Regions from separate parts of the Homo sapiens genome. Here region 1 is linked to region 2. Evidence: chromatin loops called from intact Hi-C (ENCODE). Cell type or tissue: heart left ventricle. All regions are shown on one strand. Region 1 overlaps LHFPL2 (LHFPL tetraspan subfamily member 2). Region 2 overlaps LHFPL2 (LHFPL tetraspan subfamily member 2).

Region 1 (5,000 bases), 93 kb before region 2:
CTTTATTTTTAGGAAGGTTTTACAGACACTGATTATTAAGTGCTCAAAGATACTGGACTACATAAGCTTTGGGCCTCTGTAGAGAAGTCTTTAAGAATGTCTCGATAGTGATTTTCCCACTCTTTCCTACTTTGGTTCAGACACTGGAGATAATGAGCGTTGTTAAGTAATGGATGACCAGAAATGGATGAAGAAGGGGCCCCATCCTCCACAGACCAGCTTGATTCTGATCCAGGTGAATTGGAAGGTTAAGGAGTTTGCCCTTCCACAATTGTATGAAAATTAACCTCTATTCCTAAAGATGCAGGATCCATCTCAGCCTTACCTTAGGGGCAAAGTCAGCTTATGAAACCAATGAAGTAGGAAATGGTCAGTGTGGGGGGATCAGCTGGATATAGAAGTAGCTCCTTACCCGAAAGGTGGAATTCACTTACTGTTGTACTTACAATTCTACCATTAGAGAAATTGGGTGAAGTGTTTCCCTTTAAGCCTCTTATTAGACGTGTAAGCACACAGAGGACAGGCAATGCATTTGTGATTTATACGTTAACAGGAATAACTTAATAGAATGCTTCTCAGGATCAGAGTATGCAAGAGTGGATTCTGATAGGGTGGAGTGTGGGGCACTCTTCAAGGAGGGCAGAGCAGGAGGCAGGGCCACAGACGGCAGCCTCAGGCACCAGGTGTCCAGGCAGCTCAAGAAGAGCACAGGATGCCTGGGAGGGCACTAGGCAGAACTTGTTCCCATTCATTTAATTGGTGTTTGTGTGCGCGTGTGTGTGTGTGTGTGTGTCTGTGTGTGTGATGGGAACTTTAATATAATTTACGATGCATTTGGCACACTTCTAATGTGGCCATTTCACATACTAGTTGTAATGAAAAGCCAGGTGATCTATATATGAAAACTAAGACTAAACACCATAATTGTACCTAGGATTGTTTTGGTTGGTTGGTTGTTTTTTGTTGTTGTTTGTTTGTTTGTTTGTTTTTGAGACGGAGTCTCGCTCTGTCACCCAGGCTGGAGTGCAGTGGCGCGATCTCGGCTCACTGCAAGCTCTGCCTCCCGGGTTCACACCATTCTCCTGCCTCAGCCTCCCAAGTAGCTGGGACTACAGGCGCCCACCACCACACCCGGCTAATTTTTTGTATTTTTTAGTAGAGACGGGGTTTCACCGTGTTAGCCAGGATGGTCTCGATCTCCTGACCTCGTGGTCCGCCCGCCTGGGCCTCCCAAAGTGCTGGAATTACAGGCGTAAGCCACTGTGCCTGGCCGGTTTTGTTTTTTAAAGTCAGTTTGGTTGTGAGAGAGAAGCTAAATCCAAGACTTGGAAAATGATCCATTTTCTGTACCTGCTTAGCAGGTGAGCTTGGCCAGCGGCAGAAACCATCCCTTTTCCCTGGGGGAAGAGGGGGCGGTGGGAGTGTTGGGGGCGTCTTTCCCAGAGGACTTGAAGAGAAGGGCTTGACTCTCCTGAGATTGCATGCCACCTAGGTAATGTGCATTAGTGCATGCTTTCTCTGTCGTATCTGAAAAGAGTCATTACATTTGCAGAGTTCTCAGCCTCTGGCTGGCAAAAAGAAACTGAACTTGGGCATTCTGCTGCCAAAGCCAAAGCTTGTGTAAGTGGTGGAGTATGTTTTGAGAACAGAGTGGGGATGGGTTGGGAGATTCTCTTGTCTCTGCTGTCGGAGTAAACCAGAACCGACAGAGGACTTACACAGAAGCACTCCCGAGGGACCAGAACTCTGGGAATGTCTGTGAAGAACTGACCCACTCCACGGCTCACAGCCATTTCCCGACTCTTCTTCCCCTGGTGTCCCTAGATTGGGCTTAGTGCCCCACATTCTAAGATTCATAAGATGTTCCTCCATGTTCTTGAAATGAAACACACAAAAAATGATTCCATTCTTATCACAAATAAAATGTCTTTGTCCTCAAGGGGGCATGGTACTCAGGAAAGATGGGAACACAGCCTGTGAAAGGCAGAAATTGATAAGAACTGTCTGTTCTGCCTCCCTGACCTTCCTTTGCTGTTAGCTTGCTCTGCGGCCTTGGGCAAATCATTTTGCCTCTTTGGATTGGAAAGGGTGAGGGGATGGAATGCAGGCCTGAAACTCTTATTCCAGGTGAGTCCATATGGCTATGTATTCAGTCATTTATTCAACACATGCTTATTACACCCCTTGGAAAGCTCACAGTCTAGTGGGGAGAGACAGGTGGAAGAGCCATGATCGTTGAGGGCTAGCAGGTGTGGCGGTGTGTTTGGCCATGGAAGGCCTTTGGAGGCGTGGGACCATAGGCACAGGGGCAGGTGGGGAAGCCAGAGAGCTGCAGCATGCAAACACAGTGTGCTGCCCAAACCTGGGGTGGCAGTTGGGTTTTCTGCAGCACTACTTGAGGTGCACTGAGAATACAGTGTCCTCACTGCCCCCATACCACGCATGACTTCCTGTGAGTTCCTGCAGCACAGCCACCCTCACGGTGGCATTGGTGTTGGGGGCAGGCCCTGGGAACTGAGTGGAGCATCATCTCCCTTCATGACCTGAGTGCTATTTTGATGCTTTGGCCTCCCCACCGCCCCCTAACCCCTTTTGTAAAGAAAGCAAGAGCTATAAAAACACAAACAAGAATGTGAGAACTTGTCTGCTGTTTACAGAAATATGCTTTTTTTGGGGGGAGGGGTAATCTTTTTTCTTTTGGTAAGGAGAAGATAGATATTCAAAGAAAGAGGCAGATAAACTGGGCTCTTCTGAATCCTGAATTACTTTATGGCTCCTGGGCCTTGGTGTCTTTGTAACCACAGAGTTCATTTCACTCTCCAGGAAGAAACTTGACCCTCTAATAAAACCACATGGAGCCTTCCAGGGCGACCTCACTGTTTCATTTATGGAGTGGTCAGATTCTGTATCTAGGTGGGAGGAGAAATGTCTAAAAGGAGAAGCATGCATTCTCTTTCCTTGAAGCTCGAGTTCCCTTTGCCTGTCCTAAAACAGATGAGGGCCCAGGAGAAGAGGAAGGGCCTTGCCTGCACTCCCATCTCCACCTCCCTACCCTGAAGGTGGCTCAGTCCCCTACCCCATTGGTCCACAGGACTAGGAATGGTGCCATGCGTAAAAACCAGCTTTGTGTATTTTTTACAACAGAAATGGGCTTCAAAGCACTATGGAGTGTGAGGCCTTGAGCACAGAATTGCTGCTGGGTTAGCAGGCTGGGCCATCTCTGTACTCTGTCCCCCAGGACTTGCCCTTAGCAAGCATCACCGTCACCCAGAGGACTTGTGAAAACACTGAATGTGGGTCCCACCCCAGAGATTCTGAGTCCCTAGGTCTGGGATGGTGGAGACTTTGTGTTTCTGACACGTTCCCAGGTGATGCTGCTGCACTACACGGTGCCACCCAGGCATTTGGTGGGGGTGTGTTGAGGCAGGCAGACTCTGCCCCTGAGGCAGTGGCACTGAGCTGGTGTCTGCCTGGCAGGAACCACCTCATGCTGGAGGAACCTGGGCTTCAGAAGCAGTGGTTCACTGGAGATGCTGGAGGGAGCTCAGCTTCACTTCTGACCATGAGGGTTGTCTTTCTGTCCTCTCACAACCGACCAGGATGTGGCATTTGGGGCAGCTAAGATGGGGTGTCGTTGCCTCCTTCCAGTTTATTCTCCTCTCTGGTGTTGCTGAAAGCTGTCTGAACCATCACAGTCTCCTCTCCTGTGTCAGAGCTTGCATTAGCCTTAAGGTCCAGTCGAAACTCTCCTAAAGCAGCTGCAAGAAGGCCTCTTGTGACCTGAAATGCTTCAGTGGGCACCAACTTCTTTCTTTTGTGAACTGTGTCCTTGCTTCCAGGACCCCCCCGTCTTGCTGTTCCTTTTGCCTGGCATGCTCTTTGCTTGCCCTCTAGTTTGGCCACCTCCTCATTTTAGCCCTCACTTGCTCTGAGGAGCTTCCTTTGATGCCTCTGAAATCAGCTGGTGCCTCTGCAAAGGCTCATATATACCCTTGTATTTTCCTCCCTTCAGCTCCTATCAGCTGCATCAAAGTCGTGAATGCGACCTATTTATTTTTCTTTGTGGACTGTAAGCTCCCTGAGGGCAGGGAACCCATCACATGTTTATGCAGGCATTTCCAGGCATATAGAAGGTACCTGGCATATAGAAGACCTTCCTAATCATTCTGAGGTAGGTACTGCAGGGGAGGAAACTGAAGCACAGGTAGGTTAGCTACCTGGCTGCAGTTACCCTGTCACTGAGTTGTAAACTAGCATTGTCACCTAGGTCTGTTTGATCCAGCCCCTTGGCCAGGTAACACTAGACTTGTTTTCTGCTCTGAGACCAAAGAGCTTAGCCATAGACTGCAGGTTTCTGTTGGAACCATCGAAAGACTGGCTACTCCCGTTAATAATAAAAATGACTTTTTCCAATTGTTTTTCAGGTGAGTTGGGAATCAGACTCTTGAGTTGACAGCTGGCCTATGGTTTCTGCATTTTGTTAAGAAGCACCTCATGCAAGCGAGGGACCTGGGACTGCTCACAGCCAGGTGGGTTGTCCTTATACCTAGATATGACAATGCACTCTGATAACCACCCGATGTTCTCATTCAATAGAAAGAAAATCCTTAAATGTGGGGCAGCATCTTCTCTAAGAAAGGTGTAAATTGGTCCCTGTGGCTGTTGTGAGTGGCCTGATAAAGATGTTTACCTTGCTGGCTTGCTCCTGGGCATGGCTGGCTTTCTCATTACTCAGCCCTCTTTCCTTTGTTTCAACACCCTTTTCTCTTCTGTTTAGGTCAGTGCTTTAGAATTCCTTTTCCTCCTTTAAGATCCAGCCCAAATTTCTTTTTTTCTTTTTTCTTTTTTTTTTTTTTTGAGATGGAGTCTTGCTCTGTAGGCCAGGCTGGAGTGCAGTGGCGTGATCTTGGCTCACTGCAACCTCCATCTCCCAGGATCAAGCCATTCTCCTGCCTCAGCCTCCTGAGTAGCTGGGACTACATGCATGTGCCACCACACAC
Region 2 (5,000 bases):
AAGGCAGAAGAAAGAGAATGGCTGTCTCTGTTGCAGAGAGAGGGGTCCCAAACAGGTTGCCGATCTGCGGTGAAATGCAAAGGGTTTTATAGATGCCGGGTGAGGAGGTGGTGTCTGGTTTACATAGGGCACAAAAGATTGGTTGGACCAGGTGTGCCATTTGCATAGGGTGCAAATTTCTGGTAGCCCCCCACCATCTTTTATTATGCAGGTAGGTTCTCTGCCTGGCCTGCACCATGCTGCCTATTCCTTTAACACAGCTGCTGGCATTCCCCCATGCAAGCTTCCAGCTTGCCTGTCTTTGCTTGCAGCTCGATTTTTCAGGCTGCTCTTTGTTAGGAAAAAATAATTTCTTGGGCTGCGTTTTGTTAAAAGAGGACTCTTTTACCCTCACTATCTGCCTAAGTAATTTCTTTCTACCTTCCATATCACCATTGGCACTTAAGGAGCATTCACTGAGTGTGAGGCCCTGTAGGGGATGTGAAGGTGAGTCCTGAGGATTTGGACCTCAGGGTGCATGTGCACTGTCTAGTAAGGGAGCAAAGGTGTCCTCTGAAGTCCACCAGGCTGTAGAGAGTACCTATACCATCAAAGTGGCCCAGATAGAGACCAGACCCCTTTCAGTGGGAGAAGCAGTCTGAAAGGCAAGGCTTCCCTGGAAGAGGTGGCCTTGAGCTGTCTCTTGAAGGGCAGGCGAGAGGTGTGCATGTGGAGATGAGGGTGGAAGAGGTGGCATGAGCACGGCGTGGAGGTGGGCTTCAGCAGGAAATCCATTTGGCTGGAACTGCCCAGATCAGGGGGAAGGCTCAGCTCTGTCAGAGCCTCCCAGCCCCCGGGATGCAAGCAGAGCAGCAGAGCTGGAGAAGCCCACTAGGGTGATTCCTGGAAGTCCCAGGAAGCCATTTACAAGCAGCCTTTGCTTGTGGATTCGACAAAGGGGACAAAGGGACAAGGGCGCTTGGATGTGGCAGCTCTGTAAGAGTGGGCTTCTTTGATTGGCCTACTGGTGTGGTCACAGCAGCATTTCCCATTCAGAAACTGGAGCCTCTCAAGGGACCCCACTGGGGAAAGCCAGCCCTGGGGTGATGTGAGGCCTGCTGGAGATCAGAGCTGGCACATAGTGCTGGAGAATTTATTTTTGAAGGATGTGGAAGGAGTTGGACAAAAGCTTAATGACATTAAAAAAAAAAAAAGCTTAATGACAGTGGTCTTTTAAAACAAATCCAAAGGGTCGCAGAGCTATTAAATTCCTGTAATTTAAGGATTCTACAGTTGCAAATGGCTTCCCTTTTGAAATGGACCCTTGTCATAATTCAAACTCTAGGTATTCTAACATTATTTCCACCATAGAAAGATATTTTTTAAAGTGAGATGCTTTTTATAAAAAAAATGTAACTTAACCACTGTGGTTCTGGCTTCTACCATCTTCAGGCTAGGTGGGCACAAGCTAGCGGCTGCCCTCCTCCTAATCAGGTCGCAGGCACTCCAAGGCTGCTTTACTTATGACCATTTTCCTGCCATGCAAGTCTGAACTGAAAGTTCTCTTTTGTGTGGCTTTTGCAGCACAGTATTTTATGGATTTATGTTTTATGTTCTTCCCCCTCTTGAGTGTTATTGGATCCCCAGTCACCGGAAGGCTGAGATCTGTTTTAGTAACTGATTTATCAGGTGGCAGGCTGGTCACACACCTCACTGCAAGAGTTTATGAAAGGGACCCCCACCTCCTTCCCCAAAATCTTTGTGACCAGCTCAGTCATGAGCTCCTGACAGAGTGAACTGGGCCGGGGACTGACTTTGCGTTTTCCACACCAGAGTAAATGTGAAACGGCTTTAGCAAGTGGGCTGTGCGGTTTGAAATATGAACTCTGTAATCTCTTCAGTGGCTCCCACATCCCAGGGCTGCGCTTTGGGTAATTCAGGAGTGGGCAGGAAACTTCAGAGGAAACACTCCTAAGACCATGGGGCCTTGGTCAGTGAGTTCCTATTTTGCTGTCAGTGACTACTTAGAAGATGCTGTCCCCACCTTCGCCCCCTCCCTCTAGTTGCCCAAATGTCTTACCTCCCCCAGCTTCACTCGGGCTAGTGGAGGTCTTCTTAGACTTCTTTCAAGGCGGAGGATTTAGAGTCTGGGGTGAAGTGGCGGTGATGGATGGCTGGGGACGTGGGGCTGCTGACTCAATGGTGATACATCAAGCAGTTAATTAAGGGACAAGTTATCTTCTAAGTGGGAGGTAAAGGATTTTCTGTTCCTTTGTTCTTAATGCTCATATTAATGCCATTTTCCCTCATGGAGACCTCAGGCTGTGCTTAAAACGCTTCCATAATTCCTTTTGGCACTGCTAGAGGTCAGCATTGTCCACTCGTGAAGGACACAGGTAAGTCACAGACATTGGGGCTTCCTGGTTGTTAAAGGCCAAGAATGTGGGATGAAAACCCCCCGTGTCCCCATAGCAAGTTAGGGGTTGCTCAGCAGGGCTGTTTTCATTCAGACAAGCAGCTCATTCCAAACCAGCCCCAGAGAGCCGCTTCAATAAGCCATTGTCTGCCCCAAGGAGGAGGAGCTGTTGTCCAGGGCTGTGGTTAATGCAGTGACATTGGTAGTTGTTCCAACAAGTCAAAGCTGGTTACAGAGAGGCAGCAGTGACAGGATGCTTGAATAAATGCCTTGGACCACAGGTGCCAGGAATTCTCCCACGCATCTCTCCGGCCTCCCATCTCAGAGACCTACCATCACCAGTGTGGGGCCCCTCTCTGCCAGTTCCTGCTGGTGGCCCTATGTGTTCTGAAGGCCATGAATGGGAGGCTATGGTGGTTCCTAAAAAGGATGGCTGAGGCCAGGATCTGAGGCCTGTTGCAATCAGTGACTGATATTTTGGAACCGAAAGGAGGAACTTGCATGAAACCATTGTTTTTGGAAAGATACATCATGTTTTTTCCATCAGTTTTGCAGCATTGGCAGATAAAATGCTGCAGCCCAGACAGACATCATCTCCAGTCCCTTTTTAAGGAAACAAACAAACAAGACAGTGACCCAATTCAGTCCTTTTTCATTTATTATACCAAAGAAAACTGGAAGAGTTCCATTTCGTAGTTCAGTTAACATAAAACATGTCTCTTAGCGTACAGGCAGTGGGTATTGATGGGCATAGTATGTATTTTGTTGATTACATTGCTTAGCACTTTGCTAGTGCAAAAAAAGTCTGTTTTGCCTGAAAGAAAAATTGTGTACGTGTGTGCACTTCTAAAAACTTCCATTGGTAACACACTCTGCCAGTCACCTCTGGAGGCCATTTAGAATTCTTGTAGAGACTCATACAGCCTATATGAAATATTGAGAGAACATTAAATGCTCGACTGTGTGGTCCTAACCAAGCACAGTGGGAGATCAGAGAAGGGAGAGATTTGTGTGGCCAGAATGGAATTTAAAAATATATCTTAATAACTTTGAAGGGAAGCAAATGAAAATGCTAACTTAAAAAAAAAAAAAAAAAAGCAAAAGTCTTGCCTGGTTCATGTAGAAGTTGTTAGTGGGGCAAGAAAAATGCCCAGTGTGGCTTAGCAGGCTATGTGGTTTTAGGACTGCATCCCACCAACTCAGATGCTGATGTGGGCAGCCTGTCCGGAGACCCCACAGACTGCAGAGCCTCATTCCCATCCCTGGGTGATGGTGTGGGGGGTTTGGAAGTCCTCAGTTTCAGTACAAGGTGGGATAGTCTGAGATGATGGAAAAGTCAGTTAACAAACACCTGTTGAGCACCATGTGTAATAATAGCAGTAACCACCTTAACTGAGTGCATACGATATACCGTATGCTAAGCACTTTACCATCTTTTATTTCTCAGAGTAAGTCAGTGAAATAGTAAGCTAAGTGCCACCTCCGACTTCACAGATAAGGAAACAGGCTTCAAGGGTTGTCTTGAGGGGTTCACTTCGTTCACTTAATTCACTTAGTTCCTGCTATAAAAAAATACCTCAGTCTGGGTAATTTTAAAGAACAGACATTTATTTCTCACAGTTCTGGAGTCTGGGAGGTCCAAGACCAAGGTGCCAGCAGTGGTGTCGGGTGAGGGCTGCTATCCGCTTCCAAGATGGCACCTTGCTGTTGTGTCTTCACGTGGCCGAGGGCAGAAGGGTACACAGGCACTCCCTTCAACCCCAAGCCCTTTTGGAAGGATGCTGATCCCATCCGTGAGGGTGGGACTCTCATGACTTAATTACCTCCCAAAGGCCACACCTCTTAATACCATTTTGTGGGGGATTTCAGCATGAATTTTGGTGGGAATCATCATTCAAACCATAGCAGGTGTCAAGTGCCTTGCCTAGGGTCATTATGTCGCCATTGGAGAGCAGAGCTAGGAATTTGAAGTAGGTTGCAGACTATGGCTCATGCTCTTAAGGATTATGCTTTCTGGTGTGTGGTTGGTGCTAGGTCACTGGACAGTACAAAGGATACGTGGTGTGTGGCTGCAGACCTGAGGCAACCTGTGCATCTCAAAGACAATGGGACTATATGAAGGGGCAGCTTATACTGTGGGTGCTCCTGTCCCCACACAGGGATCATATGGAGAAAGTGAAACTGTGCCCGTGCAGGTGTGGCTTCTCACCTTCAGAGTCAGTGGAAAGAATAAGCAGATGCAGGTGATGGTGTCATGGGCAGGTGTTGTTGTTGTTGATTTTGGACACAACTGTAGTCTCTCCTGTGGTATAGTCACACATTCAGGTAGATAGCAGGAATGAGTAAGACAGGATGGTGTGAGGCAATATGAAGTATTGGAGACTGGGACAAACTAGAATACTGTGTTGTGTCTAACAGAGCAGCCACTTCTTACCTCTAATCACCTGTTGTCACGTTGACATGTGGGCCCAGTATTGATAGATGCACTGAGATTTTTCCCCCTAGAAAAGCAAAGAACCTGGCAATTTTACATTTATTCTCCAATCTTTGAATGTTTGCTATTAATTTAAAAAAATGTTTAATGAGCCACCTGTTGTATATAAGG

The links. Hi-C counts contacts between places; a loop is a spot of excess contacts. Peaks named below come from ENCODE experiments on the same cell type or tissue, not always from the same donor. Only the 100,000 strongest peaks of a DNase experiment are listed, where the experiment ranks them.
Region 1: a loop joins it to region 2, with 2.7 times the contacts of the local background. A loop is called at or near these places in 54 of 110 quality-filtered maps.

What each region holds. Positions count from the first base shown.
Region 1 is chr5:78,631,793-78,636,792 of GRCh38, reverse strand. It overlaps LHFPL2 (LHFPL tetraspan subfamily member 2), which reads left to right. Exons shown (of 5, transcript NM_005779.3): 2 at 4,425-4,529. Among named protein-coding and RNA genes, the nearest start is that of LHFPL2, 14 kb to the left of the region's middle. RefSeq lists enhancers at 2,946-3,445, 3,446-3,947. In heart left ventricle, a CTCF peak has its summit at 1,968 (motif pointing right); a DNase peak (open chromatin) is centred at 679.
Region 2 is chr5:78,538,309-78,543,308 of GRCh38, reverse strand. The region is part of intron 3 of LHFPL2 (LHFPL tetraspan subfamily member 2); the gene reads left to right. Among named protein-coding and RNA genes, the nearest start is that of LHFPL2, 110 kb to the left of the region's middle. RefSeq lists an enhancer at 1-663. In heart left ventricle, a CTCF peak has its summit at 2,330; no DNase peak of the experiment used is centred here; H3K27ac peaks cover 712 bases.